Regions from separate parts of the Homo sapiens genome. Here region 2 is linked to region 1. Evidence: read pairs that join two places in POLR2A ChIA-PET (ENCODE). Cell type or tissue: Caco-2. All regions are shown on one strand. Each heading gives the region's core, and the rest is flanking DNA. Links, peaks and the distances in the headings are about the cores only. Region 1 has its middle 370 kb from the start of LCORL. Region 2 has its middle 290 kb from the start of LCORL.

Evidence for each region. Peaks named below come from ENCODE experiments on the same cell type or tissue, not always from the same donor. Only the 100,000 strongest peaks of a DNase experiment are listed, where the experiment ranks them.
Region 2: POLR2A ChIA-PET joins it to region 1 with 6 read pairs; 2 of 35 experiments call an interaction of 5 or more read pairs at or near these places.

What each region holds. Positions count from the first base shown.
Region 1 is chr4:18,383,768-18,392,764 of GRCh38, forward strand. No RefSeq gene overlaps it. Among named protein-coding and RNA genes, the nearest start is that of LCORL, 370 kb to the left of the region's middle. In Caco-2, for the core only: no CTCF peak of the experiment used is centred there; a DNase peak (open chromatin) is centred at 4,482.
Region 2 is chr4:18,311,251-18,320,247 of GRCh38, forward strand. No RefSeq gene overlaps it. Among named protein-coding and RNA genes, the nearest start is that of LCORL, 290 kb to the left of the region's middle. In Caco-2, for the core only: no CTCF peak of the experiment used is centred there; no DNase peak of the experiment used is centred there.

The DNA of each region.
Region 1 (8,997 bases), core at 449-8,448:
TATGATTGTCTCAGTTTACTCTTTAAAAGGAAAAATTGAAACAGGATCAGTGGCCTTACTGAGTTGAGGAGACAAAGGTTGTTGTTCAGAGTTAAAGAGGTAGCTAGAATTTGAGGGGCAGAGTACTGGAGAGGAGGGAGGGAGGGTAGGGTGTAGAGAGAAAGAGAGAGAGAACCTGAGACCTACAAAGTGGCTCCTCTAGTTTGACTGAGTACTAATATGTGCATGTGTGGGAGGAAAATGCCTGAGGAAAAAAAAAAATGAACCACTGGAAACTGATTGGCTGAAAAATTTCTGAAAGTCATACGGGGTTGAGAGTAATTTGTATTTCCACAAGTCATAACTTATTATTCTAGGGCATGTGGTAGAGTCTTCAGAAAGGTCATACCTTAATAGTGTAGTTAAGTTAGCCCCAGAATAAAGGCTGGTCTGGACCTGACATAACAAAACTTAAAGGCAAGTATTGTATGATTAAATTTCCTCTTCAAGTTACTTAGGTTGGGTGCTGTGGTAGGTTGAATAAAGGCTCCCAAATGTATCCATGTCCTGATCTTTAGAAACTGAATATTACTTTATGTTAAAAAAGAGACTTTGAAGATGTGATTATGTAAAGGAATGTGAGATAGGAAAATTATTCTGGATTATTTGGGTGATGCCTAAGAGGAATATTTTACTGTAGAAGAGGAGAAGGCAACATACTGATGAAGTAGAGATTGTACTGATGTGGCCACAAGCCAAGGAATTCTGGCAGCCATCAGAGGCTAGAAGAGGTAAGGAATGAACTCTCATCTGGTTTCTCCAGAAGGAACCAGGCTTGCTGACATCTTGACTTTAGCCTTGTAAGACTTATTTTGAACTTTGACCTCCAGGACCATGAAATAATAACATTTTATTGTTTTAACCATAAAATTTGTGGTGATTTGATATAGCACCAATAGAAAACTAATACAAAGACCAAAAGAAAATTCAGCAGTGTTTAAAGGAATAGTAATTAAAAAAAAAACCCAGAACTCAACGATGTAAGTCACAATGTCTAGCATCCAATTAAAAATTACTAGGTATAAAGAAACGTAAATATATGACCAATAGCCAGGAAAAAGTAAATCAATCAATAGAACATATCCCCCAAATCAGGGGATGATGAAATTAGTAGACAACAGCCATTATAAATCTTCTAAATATGTTCAATAATATAAAATTTTTGAAAGCTTGAATATGGTGAGGAGTAAAAGAGAGAAAATAGACACAAATGGAACTTTTAGAGATCAAAAATATATCTATAATGAAATACTCACTAGATGGGACAAACAGCAGATTAGATATTACAGAAGAAAATATCAGTGAATTTGAAGACATGAAAATAGAAACTACCTAAATTGAAGCAGAATGAGAAAAATGGGGAAAAAAGCTGTCCCACAGTGAGCTGTGGAAAAATATCAGGCAAATTAACGTACATGTAATTGGAGTCTCAGAAGAAAAGGAGGTCAGAAAAAATATTTGCAGAAATAGCAAAACGTTTTCCAAATTTGATTAAAACTATAAACCCATAGATCCAAGAAGCTCAAAAAACCCCAAGCAGAAAAAATATACTAAGAACCACACCAAGTTATATCAAAATGAAACTGCAGAAAATCATCAAGAAAGAGAAGAATCTTAAAGGCAGATAAGAAAAGATGACATATTACACCCAGAAGGACAAAGATAGGAATGACAGAACACTTCTTGTCAGAAATCATGCAGTGCTGAAAGAAAAAACTGTCAACTAGAATTCTATGCTTAGTGATAGCATCTTGAAAAATGAAGGCAAAATAATGACTATTTTCTGAACCTCAAAACCTGAGAAATAATTTATCACCAGCAGATCTGCACTATAAGAAATGTTAAAGAAATTCCTCAGGCAGAAGAAGAATGAATACAAATTGAAGTCTGTATCTACAGGAAGGAATAAAGAGTGCCAGAAATGGCAAATATGTGGGTAAATAGAAAATATCTTTTTTTGTTCTAGAATCTTTTAAAAAGATAATTAGCTATTTAAGAGAAACAAACAACCAACCAACCAAATTCCAACTTGAGCTACTTGGACATACATTATGAACACATTTCTGCAAAAGAAGGTGTTCCGGCTACCTTGGTTGAGAAGATGGATCCAGCTTGGTTAAGTACTGTGTAGAGCTGCTGTGTGAATTGCATGTGAGGAAATTAGCTCCTGTGCTTCCCAGATCCTCTGGATATTGGTGCCACACAATGGAGCCATCAGTGCCCAGAATATCTGGGCCAGGCTTCTCACTAAAAAGCTACTATCTATTACTGTTCAGTCTTGTTTCTGGACAAACAGTGTCCAGGGGGCATGGCTGGGACCCTATCTGTGGCAGGCATGGAGATGGTCATCAGGTTGAGAGAGAATAACGAGAAGTGATGCCCCAGTGGAGACCAGGCCTTTGTAGCTTGTCTAAAATGAAGTCACCAAAAGCCACACATGGCCAAGGCAGAGAGGAGCTGATAAGAGAAAAGGTTCAAAATACTTGTTAAATATTGAGAGGGCTTGGAATTAGTTCTGTTTGGAAGAGTAGGTAGCTATGGTGACTTTTTATTTGGTTTCTGTGGTTGCAACTTGGTGTCAGGAGAATTTAAAAGTATACCTTCTATTCTACAAAATGTAAATTAATTTATGGTGATGGAAAGAAAATCAGTGGTTGCCTGGGGATGGTAGTAGGTGGGCAGGGAAGGATCAGAGCAAGTCACTTCAAAGAGGTATGAGAAAACTAATTTTGGGGGAATAGACATGTTCATTATTATCCTGATTGTGGTGATCATTTCACAGATGTATACTGATATCAATACTTATCAAGTTGTATACTTTAAACATATGCAGTTTGTTGTTATTAATTATATCCCAATAAAGCTGTTTGCTTTCTTATTCAATTTTACTGAAGTAATTAATATTCTATCCCAGAGTTGGCTGTTTATGCTTTCATTTCATCTTCATGCAGGGTCCACTGTTCTGGAATTACACTTGGTATCATACTGAAAGTTGCAAGCATTCCAGATGGTGTAACTGACATGAGAGACAAATCAGTCATTCAATTTAGGGATGCCAGTGAGTTCCAAAAGGTGAGGGGAAGTTTGTTTTTCATTGCTTACATGTGGAAAGGCAGCATCTCAAGTCCAATTTTCTGGTCAGGTCTCTATCCAGAACTCTTTGGGTACTCACATCCTCATGTTCTCAGCATCCAGCTGGCCAGATCTCACCTCCCAGTCTCTACTCTTCATTGACCTAGAATGATATATGCAAATCACATGCAAATGAAGAACATTTACACATTTCATTATTTACCAGTTGAAGATGGAGCTGTTTAATTTTTGTTTGTTTGTTTTTTGTTTTTTGTTTGAGGCCGGATCTGTCTCTGTTGCACAGGCTGGAGGGTAGTGGTGCAATCTTGGCTCACTGTAACCTCTGCCTCCCAGGCTCAAGCTATCCTCCCACTTCAGCCTCCCTAGTATCTGGGACTACAGGCATGCACCACCATGTCAGGCTAATATATATTTATATATATATTTTTGTGTTTTTTTGTAGAGACGGGGTTTTGCCATGTTTCACAGGCTGATTTCGAACCCCTGAGCTCAATCAGTCTGCCCGCCTCTGCTTCCCAAAGTGCTGGGATTACAGGCATAAGCCACCATGCCTAGTCCTGTTTAATTTTTGACAAGACATTGCAATAATACACAATTTCCGAGTTGAACTTAAAATTCATTTGCCAGAATAATATCTTATTATTCAAGCATTCATTCTAACAAGGATAGGGTTTTTTTTTCTTTTTAATCCATATTGCTTAGTCCCTGCAGAATGTGAAACATTGAAAAAAGGTGGGGGCTTTTAAATCAGATAGGCTAAATTCAAATCTTTCACAGGCAAAATCTGTAATGGGGCATAAACTATTGAAATTTTCTTCCCTGTAATTTCCTTAAGTGTGAAATTAGATAATGATAGCTTTCTTGTAGGTGTTTTTGTTTGTTTTTGGTGAAGATTAGAGATGATATGTGTAAAGTGTCCAGCACAATGTCTGAATGGACGCAATAAACAATAGTGGACTGTTTGTAAACACAAGCACATTTCATGGCTTTTTGAAAATCAATTTCTAAAGGTAAAATTAGACTAGGAAATTTGATTCCTGTTTTTCCTCCTGCCCCCCACTCATTCCTAAATTCATACCTATTACAATTTCCTTAATTCTTTGTTGCTTGATGAGTGAAACATTAGTTTTAGCTTTCCTGAAGTTAGATTTTTCAGAGGGCGAATTCTTCCTCTGTTCTCCTCCTCCACTCCAAAGGTCTCATTTTCTTTTCCTTTGTTTCCAAGCTAAGACAAAAATCTTGGCTATGGGAAGTATTTATTGGGTGCCATTTAGACAAATATAAGAATGTGATTGAATACTCTCCATGACTGTCGGTTGAAACTAAACACGGAGTTGCCATGGATACTGGTTGCTTGGCCTCTGCTCCAACACATTAGAGCCTTTTTAGTTCAACAATGTGCAAACCACAGATGTTGCCATGCATTGTATTCATAATCAGCTTGGATCTCTTAGCAGAAGAATATCTTGAGTTTGTTTTAGCAGACAGGATCCACATTCTCAGATGGAAAACAAAATGCCCTGTGCCCTGCATGGTGTCTCCAGGTATAGGTGGCAACTTCTGCAGGCAGTTTTCATCTCTCCCTCTGCTTCATTTAACCTAGATATTCTTGTTTTGATATTTATTTGGAAGAAGAATCTCTATTGCACATTTTATAAAACACTACTAGGGCATCTGCTAGAACAATTATACATAGCTTTGGGTACAGAATTTAAAAGAAAGCATATTCAAAGAAGAAAGACTGCAAGAAAATCCCAGGTTCCATTTGAGAGCTGGAGTGGAGTCACAGCAGAGAGATCCCAGGTTGACACAGAAAGTTCTGTCTTTGCCACTCATTAGCTGTGTGTCCTTGGGCAAATTAAACAGCGTAAGCCATCGTTTCTTCATTCTACTGGCTCTTCTACTGGTAAGAACCCTTGCAATTACATTGAGCCCACCTGGATAATACAAGGTAATCTCTCTAAGGCTAGTTGATTAGCAAGTTTAATTCCATCTACAATGGTAATTCCTCTTTGCCATGTAACATACTCACATCTTCTGGGGATCTAAAGATGTATATGGACACCTCTCGGAGGGAAGAATTACTCTACAGTGCAAAGATGCAAAAGAAGTTTTGCTTTTTCTTGCTGCCCACAAATGCCTATATCTTGTTCATTAGTTCCTTTCCCACTGTTAGCAAAAGGGGCAATTCTAATGACCTATTTTAGATTTTCTCAGTCTCTTTTGATAAATGTTCAGTTGAATCCCACCCAGGGCTTTTTCTTCCTTCAGAGATTGATTCGTTTCTTTTCTTACTCTTGTTTGGTATCTGAGCATTTAAAAGCTTGAGTGATTTCATGATGGCATGGGCATGAGAACAGTTGTATGCCTCTCAGGGAGGCAGTGCTGAAGGATGTTGAAGAGCCCTTTCTTCTACCCTTTCTCTGTGCAAACACTCAACCCTGCTATATTTATTCTGCCCAGGCTGCCTAGCCTTACTGCAACTGTGAAGCGTTCTTCTCTCTTCTAATGCATACAATGTGTTAAAATAAATTCATACTATTAAGCATCAACCTGTAAAAAATGCTTCCAGAAATAATATGGTCTTATCAGGAAGACATTGAACCTAGAAATATTTTTTGCAAGAAATATTTTCCTTGCTCACTGCCATCCAGTTAGAGCTTGATGCCTAGAGTCCACAATTATAATCTTTTTTCCTTAAGCCTTCTCTAAAACACTGGATATTTCATGGATAAAACAATGATAAGATTTTTTGCCTTGTTGCTGCAGTAGAAAATTATGGAAAACTGGACAGGAAAAATTGCTTATTCTCCTAAATTTTTACAGGAAAAATTGCTTATTCTCCTAAATAAATATTTGAGGTTATTATAAAGAGAAGGGATATCTAATTCTTTCATCGAACTTAAGTGATCACAAACCTACTGGAAACAATATAACCCAAACATCTCTTTCCACACATTTTTGGTTGTCAAGAACAATTATAAGTAAGGGAGTTGCCTCAGTAGTATCGTGGAGCAATCTTATTTGATTTTTATTCCCTGTTTAGCTGCTTCGCTGTGAACAAGGCATCATTTATTGTTAGCTATAGGCATAACTCACTGTTGGAGGAGAGGTGAACATGAATATATTTGTAAGCCAGCCCTGGGTAAAATATGTGGTGAACAAAGCTTTCTGATTAGTGGCTCAGGTTCTTCTCTGGTCCCCACCAAGTGAAGAGACAATGGTAACATTTGAAGAAGAAAATGTTATTGTTGATTTCAGCACTGGGACAAAGAGGCAGTGATGGTGGTGGAGGTAGAGAGGGGAGGATGAAAACTAACCTTTCCTGAAGCATAATAGTATGATGTGTTAGGCTCTCTCACAAGTAGGCTTAGTTTATCCTCCCTACAACTCGGTGACGGTAGTAGTGCTATTATGGACATGGTGATAGTGACTGGCTGTTTCTCTTTTTTATACACCCAACATTCATTCCCTCGCAAGTTCTTATGATTTCTGTGCATTTCTAAATACACCCCTATAGTCAAAGTCACTATCAACTCTCACCTGGACCCCTGTGACAACTCTTCTAACAGCTCTCTCTGTCCCTCTGCTTCTATTCTTTACCCTTTCAATTTATTTACACATATTTAGAGACATTAGTTATATCATATCATGCCTTTAATTAAATTCCCCCAATGTCTTTTTAGAGAACTAAGAATAAAATATAACTCATCAGTCAGGAGAAGTTAAGTTCTTTAAAAACGTTTATCTTTCTCTTATGCTGCACATCAATTGTGGGTCTACTTGGGGGCTCTGGTCATCATTGACACTAAGGGACCTCGACTGATGGAGGCTCCATTTTGGCCTGTACTGCTGTGATCACTGAGGCAAAGCAAATAGATGAGGTGAATTCCATGCTGGCTATTTGAAAGCTTCTGCCTGGAAGTGACTCATTTCTTTGGTATCTCAACTTTGATTGGTCGAAGCAAGTAACATGACCTCACTTGCATTCAGCTGGGTACAGACAGCTATCATGTCACATTTCACTGAAAGAGAGAACTAAAAAATTGTGGACGGTCTCAATGACCACCACAGATACCCATTATCATAATTGACATGGTTTGGTTTTGCTTTGGTGCTCTCCATTTTTTGGATTTCAGCTCCTTTCATCATCCTTGCGATTATGGGTTGAGGTATTTTCACTAGCTGTTCCCTCTGCCTGGAATGCTCTTTCCTGCAGTTCTTGGCTTGACTAGCCAGACACAAAAGGCTATGTATTGTAGGAGTCCACCCATGTGAAATGTCCTGAAAAGGCAAATTTGTAGAAACAGAAAATACATGAATAGTTGCCAGGAATTGAGGTTAGGAGAGAATATGGAATGACTGCTAATGGGCACAAGGTTTCATTTTGGTATAATGACAAGGTTTTGGGATTAGACAGTGGTGATGGTTGCACAATTCATGAAAATACTAAAAACCACGGAATTGTACATTTTTTAAGGGTGAGTTCTTTTTAAGGTCCAGTGAATACTTTTATTGTATGCTTGGGAATTACAATGATCAAATCAAACAATGTGAAATTGTGTGCTCCTTTTGGTCTTTTCATTAAAAGGACTTGAAAAAATAATGATGCATCAGCACTTGTGTTATATATAATACAAATATTAAAAGTCCATTCAATGAGTTTGTAAATTAAAGCCAGAAGATGCTTACTTTACATTTTTAATAACCCCCACACATCTAATACCTCAAACCAAAACTAATTTGCAACAATGAAAATGGAATGTTTTCCTATCTAAACATGAAGAGTAATAATCATGCTATATTGGCATCCAGGTGAGATCTTTCCCTTATAAGGTGTCTGAAATAAGCACTTTTTTTTCTTTTCTTTTTTTTTTTTTTTAAGACAGAGGTTTGCTCTTGTTGCCCATGCTGCTCACTGCAACCTCCGCCCCACAGGTTCAAGTGATTCTCCTGCCTCAGCCTCCTGAGTAGCTGGGATTCCAGGCGCCTGCTACCATGCCCAGCTAATTTTTTGTATTTTCAGTAGAGATGGGGTTTTTCCAAGTTGGGCAGGCTGGTCTCAAACTCCTGACCTCAGGTGATCCACCTGCCTCGGCCTCCCAAAGTGCTGGGATTACAGGGGTGAGCCACCATGCCCAGCCATAAGTACTTTTTATTATGAAACTGTTGGCAGTGTTTGAATGAGTCTGGTGGGTTTCTATGTTCATGATTTTTACTTTTCCAAATTGTCATGAGGTCCCCTTCTGCTTGTCTCTAACCTCAGCCCCTATCAAGTATCCCTTCCTGCTCTGTGCTCCTGCGACCCTAGACTGTCAGTCCCTTTGACCTCCCAGCAGGTCTCTTGGGCAAGCCTTTTCAGAAGACTTTGCCTCCAGGCCCCTCATGACATGCAACTTCTTGTCTTTCAAAATCTAGTCCCCATGTCACCTCCTCAGTGAGGTCTTCGAAACTATACACAGTAATTGTTGTCCTCCCCTACCTCTGCTTCCTTGTCTCATTTTTTTTTCTTTCTTTCTTTATACCACGTATCACCATCTGCAGTGATCTTGCTCATTAGTTCATGGACTGATTTTCCATCTGCTCTCAACAGAATGTTTCAGAAGGCCAGAAGTTTTGCCTTTCTTACTCCTGTATCTCTGGAAGCTTGAACTCCATCCAGCACTTCAGAGGTCTCGATAGATGTCTGTGGATAAAGTTATTGAATAAGTACACTTAACAGCATACACTTTGTAAAATAGTTAGATAGACATGGGTTCAATCTCCAACTCTACCACTTATTAAGATGAGACCCTCACCTTTAGCCAATAACTTTACTTCTCTGTGACGCTTTCCTATATTTAAAAAGGGCATGAGAACAGTGCT
Region 2 (8,997 bases), core at 431-8,430, 73 kb before region 1:
AAAAAAAAAAAGAAAAAAAAAGAAAAAAAAAACTATAATGCATAACACAAAGTGTTACATTTTACTTTTTAAAAAAGTCTCATATATAGTTGTATTAGCCTATTTTCATTCCTGAGAGTGAGTAATTAATAAAGAAAAAGAGGTTTAATGAACTCCCAGTTCCAAATGGTTGGGGAGGCCTCACAATCATGGTGGAAAATGAACGAGGAGCAAAGGCATGTCTTACCTGGTGGCAGGCAAGAGAGTGTGTGTGGGGGAACTGGCCTTTATAAAACCATCAGATCTCATGAGACTTATTCACTAGCACAAGAATAGCGTGGGAGATCCCATCCCTATGATTCAATTATCTCCCACTGGGTCCCTCCCAGGACACTTGGGGATTATGGGAGCTACAATTCAAGATAAGATTTGGGTGGGGACACAGCCAAACCATATCTTTCCCCTATGGCCCCTCCAAAATCCTATGTCCTCATATTTCAAAACACAATCATGCCCTTCCAACAGTTCCCCAAAGCCTTAACTCATTTTAGCATTAACTCAAAAGTCCATAGTTCAAAGTCTGATCTGAGACAAGGCAAGTCCCTTCCACTTACGAACCTATAAAATCAAAAGCAAGTTAGTTACTTTCTAGACAATCGAGGTACAGTCATTGGGTAAATACAGTGATTCCAAATGGGAGATATTGGTCAAAACAAAGGCGCTACAGGCCCCGTGCAAATCCAGCGAGGCAGTTAAATCTTAAAGCTCCAAAATGATCTCCTTTGACCCCATGTCTCACTTTCAGGCCACACTGATGCAAGAGTTGGGTTCCCATGGTCTTAGGCAGCTCTGCCCCTATGGCTTTGCAAGGTACAGACCCCCTCCTGGCTGCTTTCATGGGCTGGCATTGAGTGTCTTTGGCTTTTCCAGGTGCACAGTGCAAACTGTCGATGGATCTACTATTCTGGGGTCTGGAGGATGATGGCCCTCTTCTCACAGCTCCACTAGGCAGTGTCCCAGTAGGGACTCTGTGTGAGGGTTTCCACCCCACATTTCCCTTCTGCACTGCCCTAGCAGAAGTTCTCCATAAAGGCTCTGCCCCTGCAGCACACCTCTGCCTGCACATCCAGGCATTTCCATACATCCTCTGAAATCTAGGCAGAGGTTCCCAAACCTTAATTCTTGACTTCTCTGCATCTTCAGGCCTAACACCATGTGGAAACCACCAAGGTTTGGGGCTTACATCCTCTGAAGCAACAGCCTGAGCTGTACATTGGCCCCTCTTAGCCACCGCTGAGACGCAGAGCACCAAGTCCTGGTACCGATTTACTGTATTAGTCTTAGTCCATTTCCATACTGCTATAAAGAAATACCCAAGACTGGGTAATTTATAAAGAAAAAGAAGTTTAATGGACTCACAGTTCCACATGGCTGGGGAGGCCACATAATCATGGCAGAAGGCAAAGGAGGAGCAAAGGCACATCTTACATGGCAGCAGTTAAGAAAGCGTGTGCAGGGGACCTGCCCTTTATAAAACCATCAGATCTTAAGAGGTTTATTCACTAACACGAGAACAGCATGGGAAAACCTGCCCGCATGATTCAATTACCTCCCACCAGGTAATTTGCATGTCCCTCCCAGGACACATGGGGATTATGGAAGCTACAATTCGAGAAGAGATTTGGGTGGGAACACAGCCAAACCATATCAATAGTTAAAATCTTAGATGTAGACTTAATATTTTTGAAGACAAAAAATATAAAATAAAAAAGTAGTTAAATATTTTTCTAGGATCTCTATCAATGCGTTTTACTTTTACATAGTGATTATCAATGTACACAATCCTTAAAGCTCTATTTTCATTCAGGGGTATATTTTCATAAAGCAAGGCTCACTTTTTTTGTTCGATGTTTCATTTCATAATTTGCATGATCGCTGGCTCTATTGAAACAGTTCATCTGGCTATAAAAGAGTCATTTTCTCCTTATTCATTGCTAATCTCCCCATATCCAAATTGTTTAAATAACTGGTTCTCCCCATTACATGAACATCTGAATCACCCTTGGAGATTATGAAAACAAAGAGGTTATTTTGTCTTATACCAGACTTACTGAATCAGAATCCATGGAGGGTCCCTGCTTGTGATTTTGAAAAAGCTCTTCAGGAGATTTTGATGATGGAAATGATTATATTGATCGAATGATATATACTGTGCAGATACAGCTAAGATCAGCTTCAGAACAAACCATTATCTTCTTTAGCTGATGTTTAAGTGCACACACACACACACACACAGAGTTTAATTGTCATGTAATTCTAACTGTGAAAGACATAGTCAGCTCTAGCATACCATATCTTGTTTTGCATATTCTCTGCTAGCCTTACAGGTTTATGCACCTCATATCTGTTAAACTAGATCATAAACTAAACAATTGGAAACTACCTTTTTGTTTCCTGTATATTGCCAGAGTACTCAAGTACTCAGTACAGGGCTAAGCACACAGTGGGGTCTACATTCATTCTTTTTCTTTTTCTTTTTTTTTCTTTGAGACAGTCTCATTCTGTCACCAGGCTGGTGCAGTGGTGCTATCATGGCTCACTGCAGCCTCAACCTCCAGGGCTGAAGCGATTCTCCCACCTCAGCCTCCTGAGTAGCTGGAATCATAGGCATGCACCACTATGCCTGGCTAATTTTTGTACTTTTTGCAGAGAGGGGTTTTCACCATAGTGCACAGGGTGGTCCTGAACTCCTGGGCTTAAGCATCTCTCCTCACCTTGGCCTCCCAAATAGCTGGGATTACAGACAGGAGCCACCGTGCCCCACCCATGTTTGTGTTTTCTTGCTCTTCAACCACCTTTTTCATGGAACCACTCTGTTGTCTTTTCCACTCCTGGCCTTCTAAATGGAGCCAACCTACCCATTCCTACTGGGAAGCAGGTGGTGAAACAGCTGCAGTCTCAGGTGTTTACTCAGGCTCAACTTAGCTTGCCCATGCAACCCTTCCTCTTTTGAGCTAATCTCCCATGATTCCTTCTCTTGGTTTCACAGTTCTTAGAGATTCATTCATTTATTAACTCATTCAGACCTTTAGACACAATTCCTTACATGTCTATGCCAGATACTGAAGATAGAATGGCAAATACCCTATCCTATCCGCCAGTGAGGATCTTGCTATCTGGTGATCATTCTGGGTAAGAGTTCTTTCTTCAGAGAAGGAAATCAGGCAGCCAGTCCTGGATGCTGCATTAGGGTAGAAGTATCTACTTTCCAAGTTACCAAGCCCTAGCTCACATTTTGTTTCTAAAATACTTGAAATTTTTGCCATAAAATGTAAGTACGTTTTTGTGCAACACGCATTGATTTATGCATTAATCTTGTTTCCCCAGCTAGGCTGTAAGCTCCTTGATGGGTCAAAAACAATGTTATTTGTATTCTCTGTAACAAACAAAGTAACATATAATGTGTGGATTTATTGATTTCTGTAAATAAGAGATGAAGTGGCTCTGAGACTTGGCTCATATTCCTGAAAGATTCGACTTGCCTTGTACTGCTCTACATATCCCACCTCCCTCTCTACTTCACTACATTCCAGGAGTCATCAATTTGATCCCTGTCTGTTAGCACCTGCTACTCTTTTGACTCCTTGACTTGCTCTGCAGGCATTCAACAAATCATCAGCTTTTTCTGCTCTTATATTCTGGCAGCAGAGCCCTTTGGAGAAAAGCCACATCATGATACAGATGGGGACTCCAACACACTCCTGGTCTCCATCTTCAGCCGGGAACTCGGCTCTGCTTGGCACACACTGCATGTTTTTTTTTTTTTTTTAATCTCTCATCAGTGTTTGCTCCTGTTCCCAGGGCAGCTCTTTCAGCTTGACACTTCTTTCCTGAGGTCCTCTTCTTACCCACCTTCTCCCTCTCTCTCTGATAATAAATATCACAGAGAGAATGGAGCTTTATGAATGTACACCTCATCTTCCTAGAAAACCTCATCCTCAATCTCTCCCTTTTGTGAGGAAGGAAGTCACATCTCACCTCTTCCATTTTCTCCTGCTGAAGGCCAGTCCCTTCACCTGTACCCTTGGTCCTCTCCTCTCTTGCCTTTTACAGGCTCATGCTCCATCCATTAATAAACTTCTGGCCTGACTCATCAACCCTCCTCTCTATTGGCTATTTCCCTTCAGCATAAATAAGATGCACTATTTTCCACCCTCAAAAATCAACATTGGTTCTCAGTATCCCTTCTATATTTCTCTTTCTGCAGGATGATAGATTAGAAGTTTTAACTGAGGCAAGCAGACAGATTTGAAATGTCAGCGTGAACTGTGAGACAGACCTAGAATGAGTTATGTGACTGCAACCAAGGTACAAAGATGGTACCAGTGGAAATGGGGAGGACTTCCACCAGATTTCTTCAAAAATTCAATATGTGCTTTCTGTAGTTGACCTGGTGTGGGGTGGTGGTGGGGTCAGTTTTAAGCATCAAAAAGAATGTATAATATCTCATATTAATTTTTATATTGGTTACACATTTAAATGATAAATTTTAGATATCTTGGGTTAAAAATGCATCATTAAAATTAATTTTACTTGTTTGTTTTTTACTTTTTTAATGTGGGTACTAGAAAATGTAAAACTAACCATGTAGCTCACATTTGTGGCTTGCATTTGTTGCTTGTATTTGTGGCTTGCATTCTGTTTCTATTGAACATTATGGATCTAGAGGGTAAGAAAGGCTGAGAGAAGGGGATCTCTTGTTGTACTCATATCAGTTTCTATTTCCAGAGTTTTTAAGCATACCTATACATAAGTGTTTCAGACATAGAGCCATACAGGAGAATGATCCTGGAGCTCCTTTGACTGCTACCTAAGAGGACCACCTGGCCAGGCCAAGATAGGATTCTGAAAGGCAGAATCAGAGTGGAGTGGACTCCTGAAAACCAGGGGTTTGTGGGGCAGCAGCCACAGGAGGAAGGAAGGAATTACCTACTTCATAGGAGTGGCCATAAGGGGGGCCCAGCAGAGGAACCACAAACACTCTAAGAGGAAGACTCCGCTTGAAAAATCTCCCAGACCCTACTAGTTTGAAGCTTGGTTACTGAAGTACCAGTCAAGAACTTTCTGGCCCCCTGAATAGCATCTAGTGAGTGGCCAAGGAGGTCAATGTGAACTGGCTGAGCATATTTCGATCTTCGCAGTTTGATTAAGGATTGTAAGGTTAAGGAAGTAGATCTGATCTCAGAGCAGTGGCTGTCTATGATTTTGCTGGCCCTGATCCCTGGTCAATTTGGCTTTGTTATGTAACAAACCACACCCAAAACACAGTAGCTTCAACTTCTGAATACCTCCACAAGACTGATTTGCTTTTCCAGCTTCCATAAATATTTAGTGAATAAGGTTGTTCCCATATCGTTAGATACATAAAGCTCTTGGCACTGTATCTTTATTATTGATTGAGTTATTATCTAGCAACTATTTGCTCTTCAATCCCCTTCTCTAAGGCACAGCAGCAGTTCTCAAATATTTTGGCCTTAGGGTATCTTTTACTCTTTAAAAATTATATATATATATATAATATATATGTGTGTATTAATGTATTATATACAAATCTAAATGTAATAGAAATTAAAACTGAAAAAATTTAAAAGTATGCATTCACTGAGATTCATTGACAAATAATAATTACATGTTAACGTAAATTTTTTTAGAAAAATAAAAATATTTTTCAAAATAAAAAATAATGAGAAGAATAACACTGTTTTATATTTTCAAATCTCCTTAGTGTTTAGCTTAACAGAAATCAACTGAATTCTAAGATCTCTCTCTACATTCAGTCTGTTGTGATATATTATTTTCTGCTTAAGTTTATGAAGAAAACCTGATCTCACACTGGTAAGTAGTTGGAAAAAAAAAGAGAGTATTTTAAATCCTTCTTTGATACTACACCAAAATGCCACTGTATACTCATGGGAGACTGAGGGTAAGCAAATATACACTTTAATACAATTATGAGAAAAATTTTGGCCACAGGGCCCACACTTTGGAAACCATGGGAGTAGAGGATACTTTCTTGTCTCACTGATTTGGTCAGCCAATAGAATGTGTGTGAAAACAGGCCTTAAATGTATCTGCTCAATTTGGCTTGGCTCTTACACTCTTGTGAGCTCCCATGAGCAAAGGAGGTGCTGGGCACTGGCTTGATGTGAGGAGAATGTGGAAATGTGGAGAAAATCTGAATCCAACCCTCAGACTGAAGCCTGGGTCCCAGAGTTCAGCTGAGCCCAGCTGTGTTGCAGTGGACAGATGACCTGTGAGCAAGAAATAAAGGTTAATAATTTGGAGGTGGTTTGTCATGCAGCATTAGTGCAGCAATACAATCTGGTACTTAAAAAAATAAAACCAACCAACCAACCAACAAACAAACATAAAAATCACAGGGTGGAGAATAGATTGGCTTCTCTTCTTTCCATGTCCAGATTATCATATATTTGTAAACTTTCTGGTTGCAAAGGGAAGAAATTAATCTACCACAATAATGATTGTGTTAATTCATCGAAGTCCTTTCCTTCTAGTTTGTTTTGACTTCCTTCTTCCTTTCTCCCCCTCCTCTTATCTTTCCTTTTTTCATTCTTTATGTCTTTTATCTTCTTTGACTACTGAACCTTTCAAATTTGTTGGGCACCAGGAATACAAAACAAATAGGATCAGCCTTCTGATTTGGAGGGGGAAATAGACTATAGACAAATAATGGAGCCCCATGTAAGGGGTCCTGCAGTAAGTTGCTTATAGAAGGTAGTTGTATACAGAAGGTAGAAAAAAGGGAAAGGTCACCTCTGGCTATTCCTCCTCAGAGTCACTGAACACTGAACACAGGGCCTTCCCTGTGCTAGGAGCTGAGGTGAACAAGGAGAGTTCCAGCCCTTGCTCTCTTCCTTCCAACTTTTTGGAGCACGGTAGTTCCCTTCTGTGAAGCCACCACACTCTTATTTTATTTTATTTTTTGGAGACAGAGTCTTGCTCTGTTGCCCAGGCTGGAGTGCAGTGGCAGGGTCATAGCTCACTGCAGCCTTGAAGTCCTGGGCTAAAGTGATCCTCCCACCCCAGCCTCCCGAGTAGCTGGGACTACAGGTAGTGCCACCACTCCCGACTAATTTTAAAAATATTTTTGTAGAGATGGGGTCTTGCTGTGTTGCCCAGGGTAGTCTCTAACTGCTGGTTTTAAACAGTCTTCCCACCTCGGCCTCCCAAATATTGGGATGACAGGCGTGAGCCACTGTGCCAGCCCAATCACACTCTTATCTCAGGGTTCTTCACACACTTTATTCCCTCTTCTGGAAATCTCTCTCTTCCTCTTCACATAGCTACCAACTTTGGGTCCCTTCCCTAGGAAGGACTTCTCTACATCTGGGAGTAAGTTAAATTCCTCTTCTAGTTTTATTCATAGCATTTGATCTATCTTTCACTGTAATGTTTATCATACTTGCATTACTAATTAAATGTCAATTTTTCCTGCTGGACAACTAGTCCAAACCAGCTTTCTCTGGGTTAATGCCCTGTCCCCAGCAACTAGGAAGTAGCTCAGCACAGAACACATAGAAGGGACTGTCAGTAAATATTAAGTGAATTGAACTGAAATGGCTCAGGCCTGTTATGTGTGTGAGATAATAGGCATGTGGGGAGGAGGCAGGGAAGAGAATGTACAGAAATTGCATCAACAATCAGTTCACTTCCTAAGTCCTTGAAGAAAATGCCTAAATTACTACCCAAGTTGATCCCTAAAGTTAGGGGAAAAAAAGAGAAATCCAATTTGGGTCTCCAAAGAGTTGAGCAGCACTGGGCACTGCCGAGAACTCCAACAGCTGGAAAATTCCACTCCGGAGCAGCTGGCCTTACGGATGGCTCATGACGCAGGCAGTGTTTGGCGATAACATTTCCTGGAATTGATGCGTTATCTGCAGCGTGTGCGGCTCAGCAAGCTTGCCTTATTCACAGGAATACAAAAGCCCGTGCAGCGCAGCGCTGCTTTTGTATCGAGCTCATCCTGGAAGGCGAGGCGGGAGGCTGCGCCCAGGGAGTTCTGCGCGCTCCGTTGGCGGCTCACGCAGGTGCTGGGGGAGCAGGAGCGGGGCCCTGCCTGCCCCAGCACCTTGTCTCGATTGTTATCGCGAGGGGTCACTGCTCTTGCCCTGTCCCCGCTATGCTGAAATCCTTTCATTCCTTCTCTTATTTGTTGGACCCAAACAATAACAATACTAAAAACTTTACGTCCTGGCAACCACTAGTCTTCCTGCAGCATCTATCCGACAAATTGAAAAGATTGTTCAGAATGAAAAGGAGTATTTTGCACATGCAACAAATCTTCCTATTTTCAATGAGTTTCCAGTCATCATGGCCACGTGGCCTTGTAGACTTCTATAGAATGTGGCATCACGCGATTGAATAGCTGCAGCCTTGCTAAGACAACAGGGCGGACAAACCTCTGTCTGTTTTTGTGTGGCAAGAACAGTTATTACACTTAAATGGCTGCAGAAAAATATCAAAAGAAAAATGGTATTTCTTCATGAGTGAAAGTTAGTTGAAATCAAATTTCAATGCCTATTCATAAAGTTTTGTGGGAACACAATCATGCCCATTTGTTGGGGGTATTGCTTATGGTCGCTTTCTTGCAGGGTTGAATATTTGGAACAGAGACAGTATGGCTGGCAAATCCTATGCTATTGATTGTCTTGCCCTTTACAGAAAAAAGTTTGCTGACCTCTGCACTAGAGGGATATGGATTTTTTAACTGGCTCAGCCTAAATTTACCAGAGACTTGTTCAAGGGCCCATCTTGTGTTTCCAATAGATTGAATTTATATTCACCCTCTGAGGAAAGATGTGTGGCTGTAGACGTCTCTGCTTGCTCCTGGGCTTTCCTTCTCCACCCTACTTTATATTATGGGGGTGTGTGTGTGATAATCACAGCCCAAAGGAAATGACTGACTGGCTGGGACCACATCACGATCCAGCAGAGAAG